2 separate regions of the Mus musculus genome follow, and region 2 is linked to region 1. The links are chromatin loops, found by intact Hi-C in ENCODE. Cell type or tissue: gastrocnemius. All regions are shown on one strand. Each heading gives the region's core, and the rest is flanking DNA. Links, peaks and the distances in the headings are about the cores only. Region 1 has its middle 53 kb from the start of Snx19. Region 2 has its middle 130 kb from the start of Snx19.

Region 1 (5,386 bases), core at 203-5,202:
TTTGTTCTTTCCTGGAACTTTGTGCACCACTTCGATACACTTCACTGATTAAAAACATTCTCTCCATAAACTTCAACACACTGGCAAGGGATCTTTGCCACAGAAACTCCCAAGAATGAAATTACAGGCCTCTTTGTGTGGAGAGCAAACATTTGGGAAAGAAGCCACTTTAACTCTGGGTGTGCCAACTCATACATGCTCCTAGATGACCCTCCCTGCCACACTGTCATAGATGCCATAGTGCCTCAGTAAGTGACCCTGCAAAGCGGTACTGTGAACCTTCCCACACTGTGAACTTAATACTTGTGTCTTCCTCAAATTTACGTGGTGATATTTAAGACCCTCAGGGTGATGGTTTTGGTAGGTGGGGCCTTTGGAAGGAGATTAGATCATGAGGGTGGGGCCCTCAAGATTGGGATTGGTGCCCTCATAGAAGAGGCAGGAGAGAGTTTGTTTGTCCCCTTTGCCACATGAGGACCTGGCAAGAAGACTATTCACAGGGAAATGGTCTTTAGCAGATGCTAACCCCCAGCACGTTGACCTTGACCAGCAGTTTCTGGAACTCTTAGGATGAGATTTTGTTTTTCTGTCACATTAGTCCTGATAGCACAATGTCTGCCACATCTGTGAGGACAACCACTCAATGCTCACCCTGACATGGCAGTGGGGCTTATAAAGGAAAGGGACACCAATCACTTAATGATTCTATAGCAGCATGTGGATGTGGCTTCTTGTCTCTACATCCGTGGGTCATGCAGCATGGTGTGTTGCACAGAATGTGCTGGCTGCTAGCGATAGCCAGCTTCCCCTCCCCATCAAGGTGGCAAGCTCCTGAGTGAACCAGTCTGGGGCACATCGTGTGTAGCAGGGCAGCATGACATTGGGTGTGACAGCTTGGATGGGAACCAACACCGTCTGTCTTAGTTAGGGTTTTACCACTGTGAACAGACACCATGACCAAGTCAACTCTTAGAAGAAAAACATTTAAACAGTTTCAGAGGTTCAGTCCATTATTATCAATGAGGGAACATGGCAGCATCTAGAGTTCTACATCTTCATCTGAAGGCTGCTAGTGGGAGGCTGATGTCCAGGTGGCTAGGGTGAGGGTCTTAAGCCTACACCCATAGTGACGCACCTACTCTTACAGGGCCACACCTTATAATAGTGCCACTCCACTATTATACAAACCATCCCACCGACTCTCACCACTGACTTTAGGAAGCCATCTAGACTCAGCAGATCTCAGCGTCTCCTCCATAAAATTGAAGCCTAAGATGAGTGAATGATAGCATGTGCCTTCTTCACTGATGGTGACTATTCATCTTGTAATAAGAGATGTGCGTATTGATCTGACTGAGTCAGCAGATGACAGAGCTTTAATTCTGGATAGTAACAAATTGATATCATGTAATCTTTGTTGTATTTCTTGGCAGGGGAAGGAAGAGAAGAGTGGAAAAAGAAAAGGAAGGGGAGGGGAGGGAAGTCAGAGGAGGAGGAGAGAAGAGATCCTAGAGTTGACATCAGGTCAAGGTTAACCACAGCTCAAGGGAGACACAGCTACAGTGTCCTATTCAGGTCTCCTATAATCTTGTGAGTTACTTACATGTCTGCACAAGAAGATCATTTGCATACTTGCAAATGGATGCATGCATGTACTAGGGACATTGTTGCTATTTGTAATTGTACGAAGCTTATTGAGGAGGAAGTCTGTCAGGGAAGTCCGCACACCACTTGCTGCCCTGACCTGCTGGTTCTTGGTCTCCAACTCATTCCTTAGCTGTGATCTTTCACGCTAGAAACCACCTCCGGTGCTGTCCATCTCCTCATACCCATGTCTAAGAAGCCCTTCCTAAATCCTTCCCAAGGAAGCCTGTACTGTCTGACTCTGCCCTCTGCAGCTCTCCGATGCACCGTTGAGGTCTTTCTCCTAAGTGCCAGGGGTGACCTGACACTGTGACTCCTCATCCCAGGCTTCCAGTATCCTCACCATTGTATCCAGGATAAGTTCACCAAACAGGACTTTAGTCTTCTCTATTCCGGACTTCCGGCTACCTGACACTACAGATTTATGCTGGATGCAGAGAAAGCAGAGGACGCTGTGTAGAAAAGGGATGGAAGGGATCCCAATTTCAGTCTCCTCTCACAGGCAGAATATGAGCCCAAGAGAGCTGGGCCTCCTCAAAAAGACTCTGTTTGGATCTCTTCTTTTCATACAAAGAGATTGGGACTTGTTGTTGCTTCCCGGGGTAGTTGGTGACCTTAGTCTGGGAAGTTACAGCACCTCCTAGCTTCACTTTCCCATGGCTCCCCACACACAAAAGCTCTGACTTCAGGCTAGCTGTTACTGCTGGGTCTTACTCCATGACTAAGGCAACAGCGCCACCTTCTGGTCTTAGTGCCACAGCGGTGGTGCTCTTGAGTGCTCTTGTGTGCCCTCTTGTGGACTTGTGGATGATGAGGCGCAGAGAGAGGTGGCTGGAGAACCTCCCACGAGGTGTCTGATTTTGTTGGCTAGTGTAGAGGAAAGCCTAGAAATTAAGGCTTTGCAACAACTTAGGTGCAGAGGGTCAGAGGTATAGCTATGGCGAGTTTCCAGACCCACATGAGATCTTATATTCTCTGGTGACAAATATAGCAGTGGAAATGATGTTGATGGAGAGAAAGGATTTATGGAAGATGGTGGGAAGGAGCTGAGATAGAGGCAAGGTAGAGGAAAAGAGAAGGGGATATTGTTCTGTCCCATCCTGGAGCCATCAACAAGACCAGTGCAGAGGAGCCGGCCTTTCCCCAGGAGGCGTTCCATGGAGTGTTCAGTTCCCTGTTTGAACTGATGGGCCCTCTGTGTTATTGGCAATAATTAGCTGTCCCTGGCTGGGGCTCAGCCTCGGCTCCTGTGTCAGCCATATAAGAATCTCAGTGTCTTGGGAACGTGAGCTAGGCTTGAAATATACTTCCCTGAAAGGCTTATTTTGTTTGGGGACAAGTCTCATACCAATCTGTCCTGCCAAGAAATTACTGCTGTTAAACTGTTGGTTTTCATTGCTGTCAAACACAATCTTCCCAGGAAAGTACTAGGCAGTTACCCTTGAAGGCCTGCTGGAAGAGAAGGCTTTTGCCTTTGTAGGACTTCTCTAGACCCCTCTGGGGGAATTGAAAACAACGGAAACACTTTAAGATGGCTGTAGACAGTGCAGCCGAGTCAGTCATCCTTGGGCTTCCCTCCCTAGGGTCCTGCTACCTACAAGGCCCCCATTAGTATCTCATAGGTCCCCAGGGAGACCAAATGGAGACCTATGGATATAAGCACAGCTTCGTTTTGACCATATGCTTGGCTTTACTTTTTATTCCAAATGCACACAGTCCTGCAGGGTCCGGCCTAACAGAGAGGTAAGGAAGAATGGGGGAACAGAATCCCGGCAGTATTTGTTCAGCCCTGGACGACTGCAGGGACAACGGTGCAAATAAATACAGTGGTTTCCTTTCCAGAATTCTTCTCAAAACATCTGGGAAAGCAGAGAGGGCAATGTTTTATCCTGTTGCCATTATTTTCTTATTTAATTTAATCTTGTTTATAGTGAAATTTATTCTATTGCAAACACACTGGAAAGTCAAAATATGGCCAGAGAGATTGCTACTTCAGATCATCCAATAGGGAGGGATTACTGTTGATTTGGAAGACAACGATTCTCCAAGCAGGTCTTTCCATTTTCCTCCCTTTCAGGAGTTGGTCTGTTTTAAAAGACCGTTACCATTTTAGCTTTTAAAAGGAAGTATTGTTTTTAAAAAATCAGACCACAGAGGCAGAGTAGATGATGTTTTCTAGAGGCTAAGGGGTTGGAGGATTCAGGAGATGTCGGCCTCACGACACTGAATTTCACATAACTTTACAGGATCAACCACATCGCACGGTGACCTCAGAAATAAAAGCATATGATACATTTGAAAATTACACGGAGTATAAATTTTAACTGTTCTCATTACAAAGGTAGTAATGACAATTATATATATATATACTATATACACATACATACACATATACAGATATATATGTATATGTATATATATATATATATATACTTACATATATACACACACACACACACATATATAACTATAATTTGTCCAGTTCCTAATTCATATGTACCATAATGTAATGCGTTGCCCCCCAAAACCACAATTTTTAATTTTCAATTTAAAATTTTGCCAAATGTAGCATGATCTAGTATACATCAATATAAAATGCTATCATGCAAATCCACTGCTGGTTAGTATTATGAAGGAAAATTAGGCAGATCAGCATTACAGTTACAAAGGATGCATGCTGTTTTTCAGATAGCATAGTCAGGACAGTGGTCTCTGAGAAGGCAGTGGTGAGACAGAAAGAATAGTGAAGAATGAGCCATTGGACATCCAGGGAAGATCATTCCAAGCAGGGGACTGATTCAGGGGGGTGCTTGGTGTGCTTGAAGACGAGAAGGAAACTGGGTAGAGCTGGGGCATGAGACCACATCCAGGAATCAGTGTTGGGCTTTGATTCTAAGAAGAAATTAGAGTTAGAGTGATACAGAAGCATTCCTGAATCAGTGGTGAGCAAGCTAGGCTCTGGGAACCCTTGTGTCCCTAGTCTATACTAGAGGATGCTCTAACGACACGCATGAATCTATATAACAGGCAGAAGTGTACAGTGATAGGAGGTGTGGGCTAAGTATCAAGTGCATGTTCAGGGGTTGGGGGCACACAGCTGAGAGGGAGCATTTGTCTAGCACCCGTGAGATCCCGTTGCAAGTGGAGAGTGTATGGCATGTAAAAGCACTAGTCTGAAGGAGTTCTAGAGATGAGGAGAAGATGGGCGTACTGAAGCACATTTAGATGAGCAGGAACAGTTTAAATTGGATCTCGAGAAGAAAGTCCATCTAGTTAAGAAAGAGTGGGCAGTGGAGGAGAAGAGAAGAGTAAATGAGTCAAACGTCTAATAACAGAGCAATGGGACCCAATGTTAGAGAGCAAACTAAGGAGGAAGAAAGCAGGGAGGTCTCCTCTTTCCAATGCTAGGTAAGTTTTGCTACTTAATCCAAAGTCTCATCCAGGGTCAAAGTGACCAGGACTCTGATGCTATTATTTGAAGAGAGGTTAATGGGCTCCCCAGAGGCTTCATCCTCTCCAAGTGCCGAAAGGGATGGTTACCTCATAGGTCAGCGGACCCACTTGCCCTTGAATCAAGCAGTCCTGTCCCTGGGGCTGTCTGGGAATGGATAGAGGCTTAGCACTGCCCTGAGTGCATGTCTTCAACCATGTGAATGGCTGTCTTTGCATTCTGTCCAAGGCTTCAGGTCCAGGGATCATCTGACAATGAGTGTGGCTACCCAAAATGAGAATGCCCTGAGTC
Region 2 (5,386 bases), core at 94-5,093, 75 kb before region 1:
TGGAGTGGAGTCAACCAGACCCTAGAGCACCATAGAGGGCAGAGCTGGAGATGTGGCCTAAGCCCTTTGGAGAAGCCCAGAAGATCATGTGTGCATCCCAGACACTGGAACAAGAAGCTGTAACATTGAAGATGCCTTGGAGACCCCAAAATATTCCAGATGCCAGAGTTGTGGGATACCTGCTGAGGAAAGCTGCTATCAGGGAGTGGAACCAGCCAAACAGAATTATGCTGCAATCAAAAAAAAAAAAAAAAAAAAAAAAAAGCAGAAAGGAGCTGGGCATCAAAGACATAGATGCTGAGTTTGAAGTTTGCCCAGCTGGTTTTTTGGTCTTGTTTTGGTCCAGTATTTCCTCACTATAAAGTTTTGGAATGGTAATGTATACCCTGTGATGTTGAAGGTATGTGATCTTTTTTATTTTGATTTTATACGGGATTACAGTTAAGAGATTGGATGAATCTCAGAAGAGACTTTAAACGTTCGACTTTTAACATTGTTGAGACTGTTTTAGACTCATGTGTTTGAACAAGCCTACGGGGTCCAGGGAGTGGAATGTGGTGGCTTGGTCCAGGGAGTAACACTATTAGGAGGTGTGGTCTTGTTGGAAGAAATATGTCCCTGTGGAGGTGGACTTCAAGATCCTCTTCCTAGCTCCCTGGAAGCCAGTCTTCTTAGCTCTTCCAGTTCCATGCCTTCCTGGATGCTGCCATGCTTCCCACCATTATGGTAATAGACTGAACTTCTGAAGCTGTAAGCCAGTCCCAATTAAATGTTGTCCTTTATAAGAGCTAACATGGTCATGGTGTCTCTTCATAGCAATAAAACTCAAACCAAGACAGGGAATTTATAAGATAGTAGGCTTTCACAGATACTTATAATTTGTGGTAGTCAAAAATGCCTTGATATGGATATTTCTATTTTGCTTCTCTGTGACCAACTTCCCTCTGTGTTTCTGGACTTACCCATTGTGGATGAGCACTGGTGAGCTGACTTGTAAATATGTTACAGCCACAGAGTCCAAAGTCTTTCCCAAGAATCATTCAGTATTTTCATGGAAATTCCAAGGAACATGCACTGGTTTCTGAAAAGCAATTAATACTTAAGAAATTTGAAAAAGCCATAAGAAAACCTACTGTTCCATAAGCCCCCTAAATATATTTACACATAAAAGTTTAATGCGAGTTACCACACACAGGGGACAATCCATCAGTTTCAAACTTAAAAATTCCAGACATAGAACACCTAACCTTAGGTCAGAGGTGTCCCAGAGACCCTCCAAACAATACATGCTATTGCCATTGCTCTTGCTGTCCATCGGAACTTGATGGTAAGGCCTTATCTGTGAAGACATCAGACACTTTGGTCACAGGGCATTGAGAAACCAAGCTGGTGCTGCCCAGGAAGCTTCCTCCCTTCTGGCTAAGCTGTCACAGCACAGCAGTGTGCCACACAGGCTGCCCAGGGAGAACAGTCATTTGCAGTGTCACCTAGCTGTGAATTCTGTAAGCCACAGTAACAACTTGTTTGGTAACATATGTTTATTTATGCAATAGTGGCACGAATCTCATGAGATTATCTAATGCTTTCTCATTGAATTTAAGGTCACCTCCAAAGGATGGATGTCTGATTGTGTAAAGCTGGCCAAGAACCCATGGCAAGGGAATTCACAGGCATCAGGGGTTTACCTACTACATTTCCGATACCAAATGGACACAGGATCAGAGTGTCTCTACATTTGTAGGTCTATAGATTACTGCAGCTCTCAGGCCTCACTGAAAAGGCTTCATTTGGCAGTGGTTGGCTGTTCACACAGAAACTTACAACTGGCAAAACTGCAGACAATAAGTGCCTGGGGAGCACTCAGCCATAAATGGGACATCGAAATCACATCCATACCACATCCTTTCTGCAGCAAGGTTCAGGGACTATTATAGGGGGTGGGGGCAAAACGATTGTAAACTCCAGAGGTTGGAGAGGACCGGGACAAAACAGTGTATTATGGACATGTCAGGACTATTGCACCAATGAACTCATAGAAGCTGAGGCTGCCTGCATCTCAATGAGATCAAGCCAATCAGCATTCAGGCATAGAGATGAGGAGGGACTCATGAGATCCTAACTCTAACTGAGAAGCAATTGACAGCTGATGATTTGTGGAGAGGGATAGTAAAATTTTTTATGGTCAAAGTCCTTGGTAGGTGAGCCATGTTCCAGTCCCAACACCTGTGTGTATATAGGCAGCACGAATTGATTTCAGTTTCATTGGATCATTAAAAGGAGGGGGAGGAGGTACTGGAGAGATGGATAATAGGTTTAGAGCATTTTCTACTCTTCCAGAAGATCAGAATTCAGTTCTTAGCACCCACATCAGGTGACTCTCAAATGCCTGGAACTCCAGTTCCCTCTTCTGGCCTCTGCAGATAACTGCAGCACTCACAGCATGCACACACATGAACAAACAAACATGCACACACGTGCTCACACACACTATACATATTCTATAAATATAATTACATAAATATATATGATAAATAAAAATATATTAAAATTGTTTTTAAAAAGGAAATGAAGTTAGGAGGTTGGAATGGAAAGTGGATTCTACAGGAGTTAGGGGAGGGGTAGGGTATAAATATGATCAAAATATATTGTATACAAGTATGAAATCTCTCTTTTTAAAAAATACACTTCATTTTTAAAAACTTGCAAACACACAAACATCATATCAAGATTAATCAGACTGAGAGTCCACACAATTTAATGAACTTACATATCATTAGAATTGGCATTTGAAATGAAGGCTTGGGAACTACACATTAAATCTTACATTTTCAACATTGAATATATTGTATGTAGGTTGCAGCCACAAGATAAGATAGAACAACCACAAAAAGCTCCTGGCAGAGTTAAAACTAAGAAATCTATTACTTCTTTGTCATCTTTCATAACTCGTGTCCTCATCCCCTTTCCTTCATGCTTCTTCATCTCTTTGCTCCATGTTATACTCTACCTACATATGCTTCTGCTCACATATGTACACATACATGAGAGATTCTGCATAGGAGAGAACATTTGGTTTTTCTTTTGAGACTGTTTAACCTTGCTTAATATTATACATTCTAAATCCATCCATTCTCTTGCAAAATTTTAACATAGTTTTCTTTAGAGTTTAATAACATATTCCATTTTGTATACTCTCTCTCTCTCTCTCTCTCTCTCACACACAATGGGCATTTTTTAAAGAATCAATTAAAATATATTTTTAAAAGTATTTTTTTCACTTTATAAACATGACTGGATTCGTTTTTGAAGAAGTCCAAAATATGCACTATCTCATTGAGTTAGGACAGGAAGTTATGATTTGGATGTTTTTATTCTCCCCAAATTTATAATTAAGATCTTAACCTGCAATGAGATAGGGCCCTTGGGGACCTTTAGACCATGGGGTGGAGCCACCATGGTGTGATTAGTACCGCAAAAGAAGACATACCCGGCTACTTGCTGATTCTCTTCACCACATGATCACGTGATCAGAAGATGACCAGAAGCAGCTATAAGCAACCCCTGTCAAGAGCAGGATTATTCTTCAACTGTGGGGAAAGTGTCTAAGCCAGTCAGTCCCTGAATGAGCAGACAAACACAGGACTGCTGCGAACAGTCTAGAAAGACTACGAAGTCACCCTCAAATTCGGCATTCCAACAAAGCTGCAAAGGAGATAAACTCAAGGCTAATACAATGCGAGTGCAGGTAAAGTTAGCTGCCTGACCTTTGTTTTCCTCAGCTATACACTGCAGGCTTGACCTATCAGCAAGAGTCACCTTCCTTTTCCTGTTGGTTGCGATTTTGTGAACTCTATGGCTACCCAGTGTAGAGAGGTGACCAAGACTGCAATTGCCATTCTATGACTACCCAGTGTAGAGAGGTGACCAAGACTGCAATTGCCATTCTATGTTTCCGGAGACTTTTTATTTGTCGGCACGTTTTATGATCTGACTTCAAGAATGGATTTTTCTAAACTTGGGGCTGACTTGGAAGAGGCCTGAAGCTTTGATACAATGGTGAGTGGGTCACGGGCTTAGTGCTCGATGGCAAGTTTTGGTGTACAGGGATAGTTTCCAGTGGCTGAAGAGTGGACACTCTTGGGCTAGTTTGGTGATGCCATTCATCTCTCCCAGGATTTGGAGATGTTCGTGGCAAGCTGGTACCAGAAACCGGTGTTTAGGCCTCAGCTGTCCTTACAGATACATGGGAAAGAGCAATTAAATAACAGTGCAAGCCCAATTTCATGAGTGTGTGTGTGTGTGTGTGTGTGTGTGTGTGTGAGAGAGAGAGAGAGAGAGAGATGTTTGACCAGTCAACAGGAAGGACCGATGGACCCTGAGGGTCTGGCTGTCTGGGTGGGTACAGGAAGGAGCGGGTGTTTCGTTGAATTTCACAGTCCCGTTGGCAAGTGCAACAGAGCTATTAGACTGATCTCATCTACCCTGATGTTATTTTTCTCAGCAAGCAATAACCTCAGATTTCCTTGGCTGGTGGTTTCTGAAGCTGGGAATGAATTCCCTCACTTGGCGTGACGGTGTCCAACTGGAAGCAGGAAGAAAAGACTTTCGTCCATAAAGGCATTTTGTCATCAGGGAGGGGCCAAAATTTGGAAGAGTCGCATGGATAAAAAAAAGTCCCTTTGGACAGCAATGTGAGCCAGAGGAGCCGTGAGTCAGGCAATCAGACATTCCTATAACCAACAGTTATTAAGCATCTGCTGTGTACCAGCCCTGTGCTGGATGCTTCAAATATTGGAGATGAACAGCCATTTTGTTTATTTTTCAAAGAATCCCTGTTATCTGCCAGAGAGATGAATACATAAGCTTTGAGACTTGGTCAAGTGACATTGCAGAGAATCAGCCACCCCGGCTTGTAAACAAACAAACAAACAAACAAACAAACAAACAAATGTTTCTTATGACTCAGCCAGGCAATATTATGTCTTTAGAAGTTTTCTGATACTATGAGACCCGTTTTCCAAAACTTTAGAACTCATTGTCTCAGCTGATAGCACCAGTACATAATTGATCAAAGCCTAAACCTACTAAGGTAAAATGTTAATGGGAATAAACTATTTATTTAATGTGATTGTGCTCTATAACTATATTACTATGCTGATTATATACACATGAGTATCATTTGTCGGGATAACAAGGTGGGGTCTGGCATTCTTTTCATTCTATTTAAATTTTGTAAGTTTTGAGACAGATTATTTATGTAAGTAAGTAGATAGGAAGGGAAGAAGTCTGGTGTATAAGTCCCACCTTGTTCTCTAGGCTCCGTTCGCGTGGTTTGCCACAAATAACAGTGATCTGTACCCAAAAGGTGCTGCTGTAGTTTTGATGA

The links. A loop is a pair of places that touch in the nucleus more often than their neighbours do. Peaks named below come from ENCODE experiments on the same cell type or tissue, not always from the same donor. Only the 100,000 strongest peaks of a DNase experiment are listed, where the experiment ranks them.
Region 2: a loop joins it to region 1, with 2.4 times the contacts of the local background. A loop is called at or near these places in 11 of 42 quality-filtered maps.

What each region holds. Positions count from the first base shown.
Region 1 is chr9:30,477,689-30,483,074 of GRCm38, reverse strand. No RefSeq gene overlaps it. Among named protein-coding and RNA genes, the nearest start is that of Snx19, 53 kb to the right of the region's middle. In gastrocnemius, for the core only: no CTCF peak of the experiment used is centred there; DNase peaks (open chromatin) are centred at 1,992 and 2,385; H3K27ac peaks cover 433 bases.
Region 2 is chr9:30,552,110-30,557,495 of GRCm38, reverse strand. No RefSeq gene overlaps it. Among named protein-coding and RNA genes, the nearest start is that of Snx19, 130 kb to the right of the region's middle. In gastrocnemius, for the core only: a CTCF peak has its summit at 2,416 (motif pointing left); no DNase peak of the experiment used is centred there.